Regions from separate parts of the Homo sapiens genome. Here region 1 is linked to region 2. A link is a contact called in ENCODE Hi-C or POLR2A ChIA-PET data. All regions are on one chromosome and are shown on one strand. Each heading gives the region's core, a stretch centred on a gene start or an enhancer-like site at or near the end of the contact. The rest is flanking DNA. Distances are from core to core; before and after follow the strand shown. Region 1 holds the start of HTRA1 (HtrA serine peptidase 1). Region 2 overlaps TACC2 (transforming acidic coiled-coil containing protein 2).

Region 1 (5,518 bases), core at 1,396-3,895, 420 kb before region 2:
CGATGAGACCACAAACAGCGAGACCAGTAACAGCTGGCTTGTTTTGGACAAAAACATGCTTTTTCAATGTTGTCGCCTCACACCCAGATTATTGCAGTAGTCTAAACTCTCCACCCTGGATGCATTCCGCACTCCACTGCTAGGTCAGCCCTACACTACACTAGGCTTTGAGTTGCTCCAGTTCAAGAACATCTGCGCACAGGGCACGGGGCACAGCCAGCCTCTTCAGCCCTGGGACTCTGGGCCACCAGCCTGGCTCACTCCTGCTGCCCTCCCAAAACGTTCCCCAGCCACACTGATCTATTCACCTCCAAACAAGTCTTAGGCTTTGTGTATGCTGTTCCCAGCTCTGAGGGGGATGCACGTCCAGCCCACCAGGAAATTTACAGCACCTGACCCCTCTCCCACACCCTTGGAGTTAAGTGCTGGGCTGACTCCTCTGAATGAGGCTGTCTGGGTTTAAATTCCAGCTGAATGACCTTGGGCAAGTTTTTCAACCTTAGCTCCGCTATCTGTAAAACGGGAATGAGAAGCTGGGTGTGGTGGCATCCGCCTGTAGTCCCAGCCACTTGGGAGGCTGAAGCAGGAGAATCATTGAGCCCAGGGGTCGGAGGCTGCAGTGAGCCATGATCACACCACTACACTCCAGCATGGGCGACAGAGGGAGACCCTGTCTCTTAAGAAAAAAAAAGAGAGAGAGAGGAGCAACTGCCTCCTCGTTTGACCAAATGAGGTCACAGAGGTAACACACCCGGCACACAGACTGGGTGCTCAACAGACGTGTGCTATCATCATGCCCCTTCTCGAGTCTGCAGGATCACTTCTCTCCGGGACAACTCTCTACTGCCTGACTAGGCTGAGTTTCCCGAGGGCTGTGCTCCTGTGTTGGTGAAATACGCAATCTCGAATTTCACCCAGTTCGGCTCTGGCATCTTCCCGTCCACGTAAGCCAAACTATGCTAAGCCCTAGTTGGTCACACCGAACCATATTCCTATAAAGTAAACTCTAGACCAGTCCCTCTGCACTGTGCTCCCCTATGCCCCTCTCCTGGCACTGCCCGTGTTGAGGAGGCAGCACTGGGGTCCGGCAGCAGCGGCACGGCTGCGCCCAAGCGCACTGCCAAGCCCCGCTGTCTGGTTCCTACAACGCGGGGCTGGCCGCTGCTGAACTCGATATTATTTTTCCACATGGCCTCTGCCTGAAGATGAGGAGCATCTCTCCGGAAGGTCCCGCGAGAGAGTTAGACATTGCTCCATTCCACTCCTTCCCCCATCACCACCGTCTCCCCTGCCAGAACAGGTCCTGTGTGCGGCTGTAGGAACAGAGGGGTAGACTTCTTCCTCATCACTAACCCGGTCCCTTCTCCGCCTCTGCAGATTTCGTGATCCAAAGCCCGATTCAGCTTATTCAAAAGGAGCCACTTTCATTTTTGTAGGGCTGGCTCAAAACGAGGAAAGCAAGACAGGCAGCAACGCCGCCGAAACGAGAGCGGTGCCAAACCGTTCCCTGCTCGGGGTAGACTTTTTGGAGAAACTCCGGGGCGGGCCGGCAAACACTGTTCCTTTCCAAAAGAGTTACATACAGTTTTCACTGAGCGGTCCCGTGATCAAAGCAGTGAATTTTAAAGGGGACGGAGGACGTAAATAGAAGAAAAAGCAACCGAAATGACTTCTTGTGGTCCTGAAGCCGCTCTGCGAGGCGCCAATTCCCAGTCCTGAACTTCTCTCCTTCCTTTATGCCCCCATTCCTCTTATTTGTCCTGGGGTCCCCGCGCTGTGTGGTTGCCCTCAGGGCACTCCATGGCCGGTCGCCCGGCGTCTCGAGCCCCAGAGTGCAGGCCGGGCGTACTGGCATCGTCTGGGCGCAGAACCGGCCCCGGGCTGGGCGCGAAGCTCGGTTCCGAGGCAGCCCGCGGAAATCCGCCACCCCGGGGCCCACCTGCCTGTCCCCGAGAGTTGCCCTGGCCACCCCACAACGCTTCGCTGCCCCTCAACCTGCCCACCAGTCCCGCAGAAGCAGGTCCGAGCTGGGATGGAGAGAGTGGGGAGCTGCCCAGGAGCGCGGCGGAGTACCTTGGCCGCAGGCTCCGCGCTGCAGGACGATGACCGGCGGCCGGTGCAGCCTCTCGGAGCGGCGGCTGGCGGCGCGCAGCTGGCACAGGTTGGCGTAGGTGTTGGCGTCGCTGCCGCACACCGGCTCGCTGCTGGCGCACACACAGAGGCCGGCCTGCGCGCGCCGCCGCACCGTGGCCGAGGCTGGCACCCCGAAGGGCACCACGCACTGCAGCCCCTCGCCGCACGGGCCCTCCTGCAGGCCGCACGCGGCGCCCTCGGGCGCGCCGCACACCTCGCAGCAGCCGCACGCGTCCCGGGCCCGGCCGCCCTCGCAGTGCTCCGGCTGCGGCGGGCAGCGCGCCGGCTCGCAGCGGTCTGGGCACCCGGCGGCCAAAGGCGCCGAGCGGCCGGCCCGGGACAGCTGCGCCGAGGCGGGCGCCGCCAGCAGCAGCAGCAGCAGCGGGAGAAGAGCGGCGCGCGGGATCTGCATGGCGACTCTGGCGGCGGCGGCGGTGGCGGCGGACAGGGCGAGGGCCGGAGAGCGGCGCCGGGGAGAGTGCAGGAGGGCCTCGGGGGCAGCGGGTGCGAGTGCGCGCGGCCGCGCGGCCCAGCCCATTGGCCTCGCAGCGGTGACGAGCCGCCTTGGGGACGGGCACGGCGCCCGGGATGGGGGCTGGCCGGATGGCGGGAGGGAGGGCGGGCGGCTGGACCGGGACCGCCCGCGGAGGGGGCAGGGCGGGCGCGCCCGGGCACGGCGGTGCTGGCGGGGCGCGGGCGGGGCAGCGCACAGGCCGGCCCTCTCGCGGGACTCAGTTTCCCCGTCTGCGCGCCCCACATATTCGCTTTCCGCAGGTTCTCTCGCTGAGATTCGCGTCCTTCAAACTAATGGAACTTTGCAAGGGGGCCCTGCGGCGGCTTCGCGTGGGAGCGCCGGGGAAAGTTCCTGCAAATCGCCGGACTGGGGGCCCGCCCGGGAAGCTCGGACTGGGCCGGGCAGGGACTGCAGGGGCCTCTGCGCAGACCCGGGGCGTTGCGGCACCGCGGACCCCGGTCACGCGCTGGTTCTGCCCCCGGTACCCCGCACGCGGGACCCTGACCGCGGGGCCTCTGCGGCCGGACGAAGGCAGCGTCCGCGGAGCTGGCAGAAAGCCCGCGCCCAGACCCACAGTGAAGTGATAAAAGCAGAGAGCAGAAGTAATTCGAATAGAATCCTTCACACGTCTGATTCTTTTAAAAAGTTGTTGTGGGTGGCATGCGTGTCCGTATTCGCAGAGAGCCTAGGAAGCGGCTCGGCAGCTCGTAACTGGCGAGGGTGGAGCGGTCTCAGATGGGAAAGGGGTTTTCCCCTCTTTTGATTTTTCACCAAGTGCGTGATTATTTCAAAACACTTGTTATCAAAAATTTGATTTCCCACTGGAGAATCTTTGGTGCATCCGTTGGGACAGATGCGAGTCCGAGAGTCATCAGGAGGGCTGAGGGCGACCCTGGAGGTGGGTCTGGGTGCCCAGGCAGCACCAGGCCTGTGGGCAGTAGTCCTGGGTCCACACTGAGCAGATGGGCACAGCTCGTGTCCAAGGACCTGAGAGGAGGCCCTTCGTCCAGCCCTCATCCCGAACCCTCAAACCTCCACCCCCACCCTGGGCAGAGGCACCCAGGGTTGGGTGAGCCGGCAGAGCTGACTTTGGGATAGAGTAGCATGGGAGGGGGCTGGGGGCTTGGGGATTTTAATATTCTTCTGTATTTGGGTTGTTCCCTTGTGCACACGTTATTTTTCCAATACAAATAGTTTAAAAAGTAAACTCCAAATACCTATAAGCCCCCTCAAAGCACCTTCCAAATATGAACCTTGTTAATGCCCAAGGTCCAGAGGGGTCCCCCAGAAAGGCCCAGGAGCCTGGGGCATGGGAAAGCTGTCGGGGTCCCCATGCTGACTCCCTGGACTCCAAGCGATATTCCATAAAGCCAGGGCCTCCTGGCTGCGGGAGGGAGGCCTTGACCCAAAATCCATTCGGCCCTGGATACTGGAGAGGCAGAGGCCTCTGCTGATGAGAAGCCCTGAGTTCCTGGCTAGCTGTGGTTAACCACAAAAAATGCGGGGGGTGATGATTTTCGAAGTCCATCGGCAAAGAAAGACTCCCCACTGCAGTCCTGGGGCAGATGGAATTAAAAGGACACGTGGTGGTGAATAAATTGGTGATAACTTATTTTTGTCGAATTTCCTTATTTTACAGAGGAGAAAACTGAGGGCCAGAAAGGGTGACTCCCCTGAGTGTCATGCCACAAGTTGAGTGCTGGAGCCAGGACACCTTCCAAACCGGCTGTGCCTGCCTGCAAGCCCCATCCTCCTCCATCCCCCTGAGCAGCCAGACTGCAGAGGGAATGAGCGGACCGAAAACAGTGTGGCCGCAACTTCCCCACTGCTTTGCGGGAGGTGGAGGGAGTTTCTAGGCTCTTTCCCTGTTGGGGAATTAAGTAGCTGGGGATCCCACTGAGTCTCCACCACCCTCTCACCCATTTTCCACCCCTCCCCCACCACATATACATTCTGCTCCCCCAGTGCCAAATAACTTGCATTTTCTGGAACACACCTGTCTGCTTACGGTCTCTGTGCCTTTCTTTGCCCACATCTCCCCTCTTCTTGAAACACCCCTCCTCCCCTCCAGCGTGGGCTCATGTGACCTAGAGAAGCACGTGGGAGCCCTGTCATCTGGGGGACTTGGGTTCAAATCCCACTTCTGGTCCTTAAGTCTGTGACTCTGGGCCTTTGTTTAATAACTGGAGGAGTTTCATTAGGAAAATGGCAGTGACCACATATGTCCCTGGAGTGACTGATGTGCCACCCACAAGCTTCTATTTGGTCAGTGCTGGGTCCCATCGTCCCATCTAGCATGCTCCTCTTCCATCCTCGTGCCCCCACTCAGTGCCATTGTCTCTGCCTCTCACCCTCTGTGCTGCTATTCCTGCCCTCATCACCTCCTCCCTAGGGCAGAGGCCCCGTCTTCTTTACCATGCCCCAGTGCCAGCACAGTGCTTTGGCAAGTTATTCAGCACTGGGGGAGTAGAGTGTATGTGTGGTGGGGGAGGGGGTGGAGAATGGGTAAGAGGGTGATGGAGACTCAGGGGGACCCCCAGCTACTTAATACCCCTGAGGAAGTGTCGGCCGAAGTGGACCCACTCCTGTGACAGTTCACAGCCTAGAAGAGGCGTCTGTAACCACGGTGACCAGTAAGTGCCAGCCCTGGGGCCACGTGGCTGTTCTAGAGAAGGAAGACAGCACTACCCTGAGAGCCATGCTGGTGGCTTCATCAGGAAGGGAGTCAGCAGGGGGAGGACTGGGGGACCAAGCGGTCCCTAAGAAGCAGAATTTGCAATACCCAAGGTTTTAGAAAGAGCAACCTGGCAGGGCCACTGCACAATGAGATCACAGACTCACCTCCCAGCTGTGAGTGCAGCTCACCCCACC
Region 2 (5,264 bases), core at 450-2,949:
TTGAAGAAAAAAACAAAAGGCAGGCGTCTCTCCCTTTTCAGCTCCACTTCTCTTTCTTTTTTTCTTTTTTTAATTATTATTTATTTTTATTATTATATTTTGAGACAGAGTCTCACTCTGTCACCCAGGCTGGAGTGCAGTGGCGAGATCTTGGCTCACTGTAAGCTCCGCCTCCTGGGTTCAAGTGATTATCCGGCCTCAGCCTCCCGAGCAGCTGGGACTACAGGCGCCCACCACCACGCCCGGCTAATTTTTTGTATTTTTAGTAGAGACGGGGTTTCACCGTGTTAGCCAGGATGGTCTCAATCTCCTGGCCTCGAGATCCACCCGCCTCGGCCTCCCAAAGTGCTGGGATTACAGGCGTGAGCCACCACACCCAGCCCTATTATTATGATTTTTGAGATGGAGTTTTGCTCTTGTTGCCCAGGCTGGAGTGCAATGGCGTGATCTCAGCTCACTGCAACCTCCGCTTCCCGGGTTCAAGCAATTCTCCTGCCTCAGCCTCCCGAACAGCTGGGACTACAGGCATGCACCACCACACCCAGCTAATTTTGTATTTTTTTTTAGTAGAGATGGGGGTCTCACCATGTTGGCAGGCTGGTCTCGATCTCCTGACTCGTGATCCATGCGCCTTGGCCTCCCAAAGTGCCGGGATTACAGGCATGAGCCATGGCACCCGGCCCACTTCTTTTTCTAATAGAAAGCTAATCTGCAAGAATGATACTAGTTCTCCCCAACACAAACATATCTGGATGGAGTTAAAAGCAACAAAACTATCTGTATGAATGGCACATTGCACTTTTCAAAGCTCTTTGACATCCATTTGATTCTTATAAAATCCCCGTGAGCTATACCAGGCAGGTAAAATCATGTTTTCCATTTTCCAGATAAGAAACAGAGAGGCTTGCCTTCTGCCCTCTGCAAGTCTCCCACCTTGAAGTCCAGTGCTCTTTCCACAAGAATACTGACACCCAGCATTTACATAGCTCTCTTTCTGCTACGACAGCAGCAACCTAATTATTAGGAACACTTTCTGTGTGTCTAGTACTGCTCTTTTAAGTGCTTTACATATTTAAACTCATTCAATCCTTAGAGCCCGATGTTATAGCTAAGAATACTGGGCACAGAGAGGTTAAGCCACTTGCCCAAGATCACACAGCTTGGAAGTGGTGGAGCCAGGATTTGGACCAGGATGGTTTGGCTCCAGAGTCTGTGCTCTTGTCCCTGCCTTACGCTGCTTCGCCATACAGTGGAATTCGTTGCTCTATGGCCTCTGCCATTTTGCTGCTATGCTCCAAGGAATTATAGCAATTGGACATTTGAGAATAATGTGGTATAGGAGCCTAGATTTGATGCCCAGAATAGCACCTGGCACAGAAGAGGCAGTCCATAAATATTTGTTGAATGTATGAAAAGTAGATTATTCTTATTTAGTCTGGTGGCCATGTCTGCAAATCGAAAGACGTACCCTCAGCCCTGGGAACTCTCGCTTTTGCCACATTTCCCTGTGCTTTTGAATCCCCCTTCCTGTTCCCCGTCTTAGAGATAGTCTTAAGCTCTATTGCTTACTGGATTCCAAAGGACCTGTGTGTCAGCAGGCGTCACTGCAAAACAGCATGCATTTCTAAAGTTACCCTTTACACTTCCAAATCGCAGGCTGGAAAAACAATTGGCAAGCCTTACAGGACACGTGGACTCGCCCAGTTGCTTCTTCAAATCTTTCCCTCGCTGCCATTGCTTGAGTAAACAAACAGTCTTTCGTTGGCTCTGGAACACTCCAGAGCCTGGAGTCTATTTTAAAGCAATCTTTAAACAGTTACAGCAATTTTCCAGTCCTAAAAAATATACTTTGTAAAGAGCTAAAGCATTTCACCATAAAAAAAAAAAAAAAATTCCACTTACCTCTTAAACGCTCCATCACTCTAGACCACTGCTTACTGGTCATGCCAATAGAGTTAATTAAACCATGCTTAATTAACATGGTTAGATCATGACCAGAGTGTCTGCCTAAGTCGCCCCCTCTTTGAACGAGCTCCTTGGGAGCAGCTTGACTGCAGGTGAATGCTGGGAAGCAGACCAAAGGTCATCCCCATGGCATTAGGAATCGGATTTCAGAAACAACTGCCAGGCTGACCAAATATGGAGGATGAACACATGCTCTGTGCTAGAGCCAGCCGGCTGCCCATCTTCCCTGTCAAGGGAAGGCAAATGCTCACACCAGTTCTGCTAGACCATCCCAAATGTTTCTTCCCCTCCAAGGGGGTACAAAAGATTGACGAATACAGGTTGCAGAGGACACCTCAGCCTAACCTAGCAGGCACTCTGTCAGGCCAACAAGCGAAAGGCTGCCAGCGTGGGATTTCAGCTTTCCGCAAACGGAATGTTTTCTGATGTGATACAGCACGATAGAGCAGAAGAAATGAATAAGCTTCGAAGCCCGAGAGAGCTGGGTTTGAGTCCTCACTCTTCCTTTAAAAGATGGAAAATAACAGAATAGAGTTTGACGTGTGTTTTGATGATTATGCCTCATGAATAGTAAGGGCTGGGTCTAGGTTCTGGGTAGACACTGATGACTAAAACAGGCATGGTGTAAAATGTTAACTTTAGGAGAAGCCGGGGAAGCATCTATATGGGAGCTCTCCATACAATCTTTGCAACTTTTCTATAAATCTGAAAATACTCTAAAGTAAAATTTGGCCAGGCACAGTGGCTCATGCCTGTAATCCCAGCACTTTGGGAGGCCGAGGCGGGCAGATCACTTGCGGTCAGGAGTTCGAACCCAGGCTGGCCAACATGGCGAAACCTCATCTCTACTAAAAGTACAAAAATTAGCCAGGTGTGGTGGTGGGCACCTGTAGTCCCAGCTACTCAGGAGGCTGAAACACAAGAATCACTTGAACCTGGGAGGTGGAGGTTGCAGTAAGCCAAGATTGTGCACTGCACTTCAGTCTGGCAACAGAGTGAGACTCTGTAAGAAAGAAAGAAAGGAAGAAAGGAAGAAAGAAAGAGAGAGAGAGAGACAGAGAGACAGAGAGAGAGAGAAAGAAAGAAAAGAAAGAAAAAGAAAGAGAAAAAGAAAGAAAGAAAAAGAAAGAGAAAAAGAAAGAAAGAAAGAGAAAGAAAGAAAGAAAGAAATCTAATTATAAAAAGAGACACATGGTTCCTACTACCCTCATGGAATTTTGAATTTAGTGAATGAATGAGTGATATTTAGTAAATCATATCTGCCTTCCCTTCCTCAGAAGCATTTGGGTCACAAGCGGTGGCCATTACCCTAAAAGGATTCAGGAACCTCAAAGATGTAAGAGGTGACATGTTCTGATGTCTGTAGTTTGTAGGTGGCAGACTAAAGGCTTCAAAAACATACCCAATGTTGATGACCTGTATGTATTTAATATTTTAGAAACAATATGATTTAAAGAGAATTGGATGAGGTCAGAAAATCCAAATCCATGTGCCCTTGGTCAGATCAGTTCCTCTCTCCAAGCCTCTCTCTCTCCGTCAATAAACTGGGGACCACAATCTCTGCCCTTCCCTACCTCAGTGGGTGATAGGAATGCCTTGTAAACAACAACTGTACAAATAAAAGGGAGAGTCTCTTTATTCAAAGAGCTGGGCATGTCAGGATGGCCTGTACCATGCTGTGATGTTTACTTGATTATACTTAAAGTGCAGACATAAACTTTATTTCTTTTGCCCCTCTAGAATCCCTGTATCCACTCATTTTCATGCTACAGCAGCATGGTTTAAGAATGAGCAGGCAGGAAGCTGAGTACAATTGTTCTGAAACCCAAGCTTTACTGCTTATTTAGCTGTAAGTCTCTGGGTTCTACACCTCGAGTACCGTATCTGTAGAATGGGGGTCATAACTGCAGGGTTGTTCTGAAGGTTAAATAAAGGACAAGGCTAGACCACGTAGACATTGTACATGCTGGTTGTTACTGTATAAAGAAGAAACAGATTCAAAACTCATTAATGAAGAGCCCCATTGGCTATCTCAGCTTAGAGCAAAAGCAGTTAATCAGAAGTTCAGGCTGGGTGCAGTGGCTCAAGCATGTAATTCCAGAACTTTGGGAGGCTGAGGCGGGTGGATCACTTGAGGTCAGGAGTTCGAGACCAGCCTGGCCAACATGGTGAAACCCCATCTCTACTAAAAATAGAAAAATTAGCTGGGCATGGTGGCAGGGACCTGTAATCCCAGCTACTTGGGAGGCTGAGGCAGGAGAATCGCTTGACCCCGGGAGGCAGAGGTTGCAGTGAGCTGAGACTGTGCCACTGAACTCCAGCCTGGGCGACAGAGTGAGACTCTCTCTCAAAAAGAAGAAGAAAAGGCCATGTGCAGTGGCTTACGCCTGTAATCCCAGCACTTTGGAAGGCTGAGATGGGCAGATCACGAGGTCAGGAGATTGAGACCATCCTGGCTAACACGGTGAAACCCCGTCTCTACTAAAAATACAAAAAGTTAGCCGGGCGTGGTCGCGGGCGCCTGTGGTCCCAGCTACTCGGGAGGCTGAGGCAGAAGAATGGCGTGAACCTGGGAGGTGGAGCTTGCAGTGAGCCGAGATCGCGCCACTGCACTCCAGCCTGGGTGACAGAGCGAGACTCCGTCTCAAAAAAGAAAAGAAAAAAGAAAAGAACAGCTCCTCCCAAAGTTAACATTTTACACATTTATTCAGAAGATGCATCTGGCCAAAACCTGGAGCCGTGTTGTTCACACACTTGCGTAATCGTGCCAGTGAAAACTAGCACCGACCCTCCGGGCTGGGGGAACCCCACAGCAGGGGCTGTGGGAGCAGACAGGTGACAGTAAAGAAACTCTCTGCTGTCAAGGCCGGGTGCTGTGGCTACACCTGTAATCCTAGCACTTTGGGAGGCCAAGGTGGGTGGGTTACCTGAACTCAGGAGTTCGAGCCTGGCCTGGGCAACACGGTGAAACCCTGTCTCCACTAAAATACAAAAAAGTAGCCAGGCATGGCGGTGTGCACCTGTAATCCCAGCTACTCAGGAGGCTGAAACAGGAGAACTGCTTGAACCCAGGAGGCGGAGATTGTAGTGAGCCGAGATCGCGCCATTGCATTCCAGCCTGGGTGACAAAGCAGGACTCTGTCTCGTTACGAGAAAAAAAAAAAAAAAGAAAGGAAACTCTGTGCTGTCATGAAGATTGAATTAATTCTTGCTGCTTAACTTGTTCTTTGCTCAACTTCTTTCACATTAAACACATTAAAGCAGCCCAGATGCCCACCTGCAGCCTGTGGAATATTGGG

What was found. Hi-C counts contacts between places; a loop is a spot of excess contacts on that map. ChIA-PET counts read pairs that join two places held with the same protein, here RNA polymerase II (POLR2A). Pooled maps may share reads with other maps.
Region 1: a pooled map of gastrocnemius medialis shows a loop between it and region 2 (2.3-fold over the local background). The contact joins the promoter of HTRA1 here to the enhancer-like site in region 2. A Hi-C loop is called at or near these places in 1 of 50 pooled maps. POLR2A ChIA-PET finds 5 or more read pairs at or near these places in 2 of 52 experiments (H1 and activated CD4-positive, alpha-beta T cell).

Annotation. Positions count from the first base shown.
Region 1 is chr10:122,458,680-122,464,197 of GRCh38, reverse strand. It overlaps HTRA1 (HtrA serine peptidase 1), which reads right to left and starts at 2,645. Exons shown (of 9, transcript NM_002775.5): 1 at 2,074-2,645. The coding sequence starts at 2,545. HTRA1-AS1 (HTRA1 and ARMS2 antisense RNA 1) reads left to right here and starts at 2,793. Exons shown (of 3, transcript XR_946382.3): 1 at 2,793-3,249; 2 at 4,287-5,518.
Region 2 is chr10:122,041,311-122,046,574 of GRCh38, reverse strand. All of the region lies in intron 2 of TACC2 (transforming acidic coiled-coil containing protein 2), which reads right to left. Among named protein-coding and RNA genes, the nearest start is that of TACC2, 55 kb to the right of the region's middle. Within about 2 kb of position 1,699, at least 11 of the 41 ENCODE cell types and tissues checked have a DNase peak (open chromatin) inside an H3K27ac peak, as active enhancers do.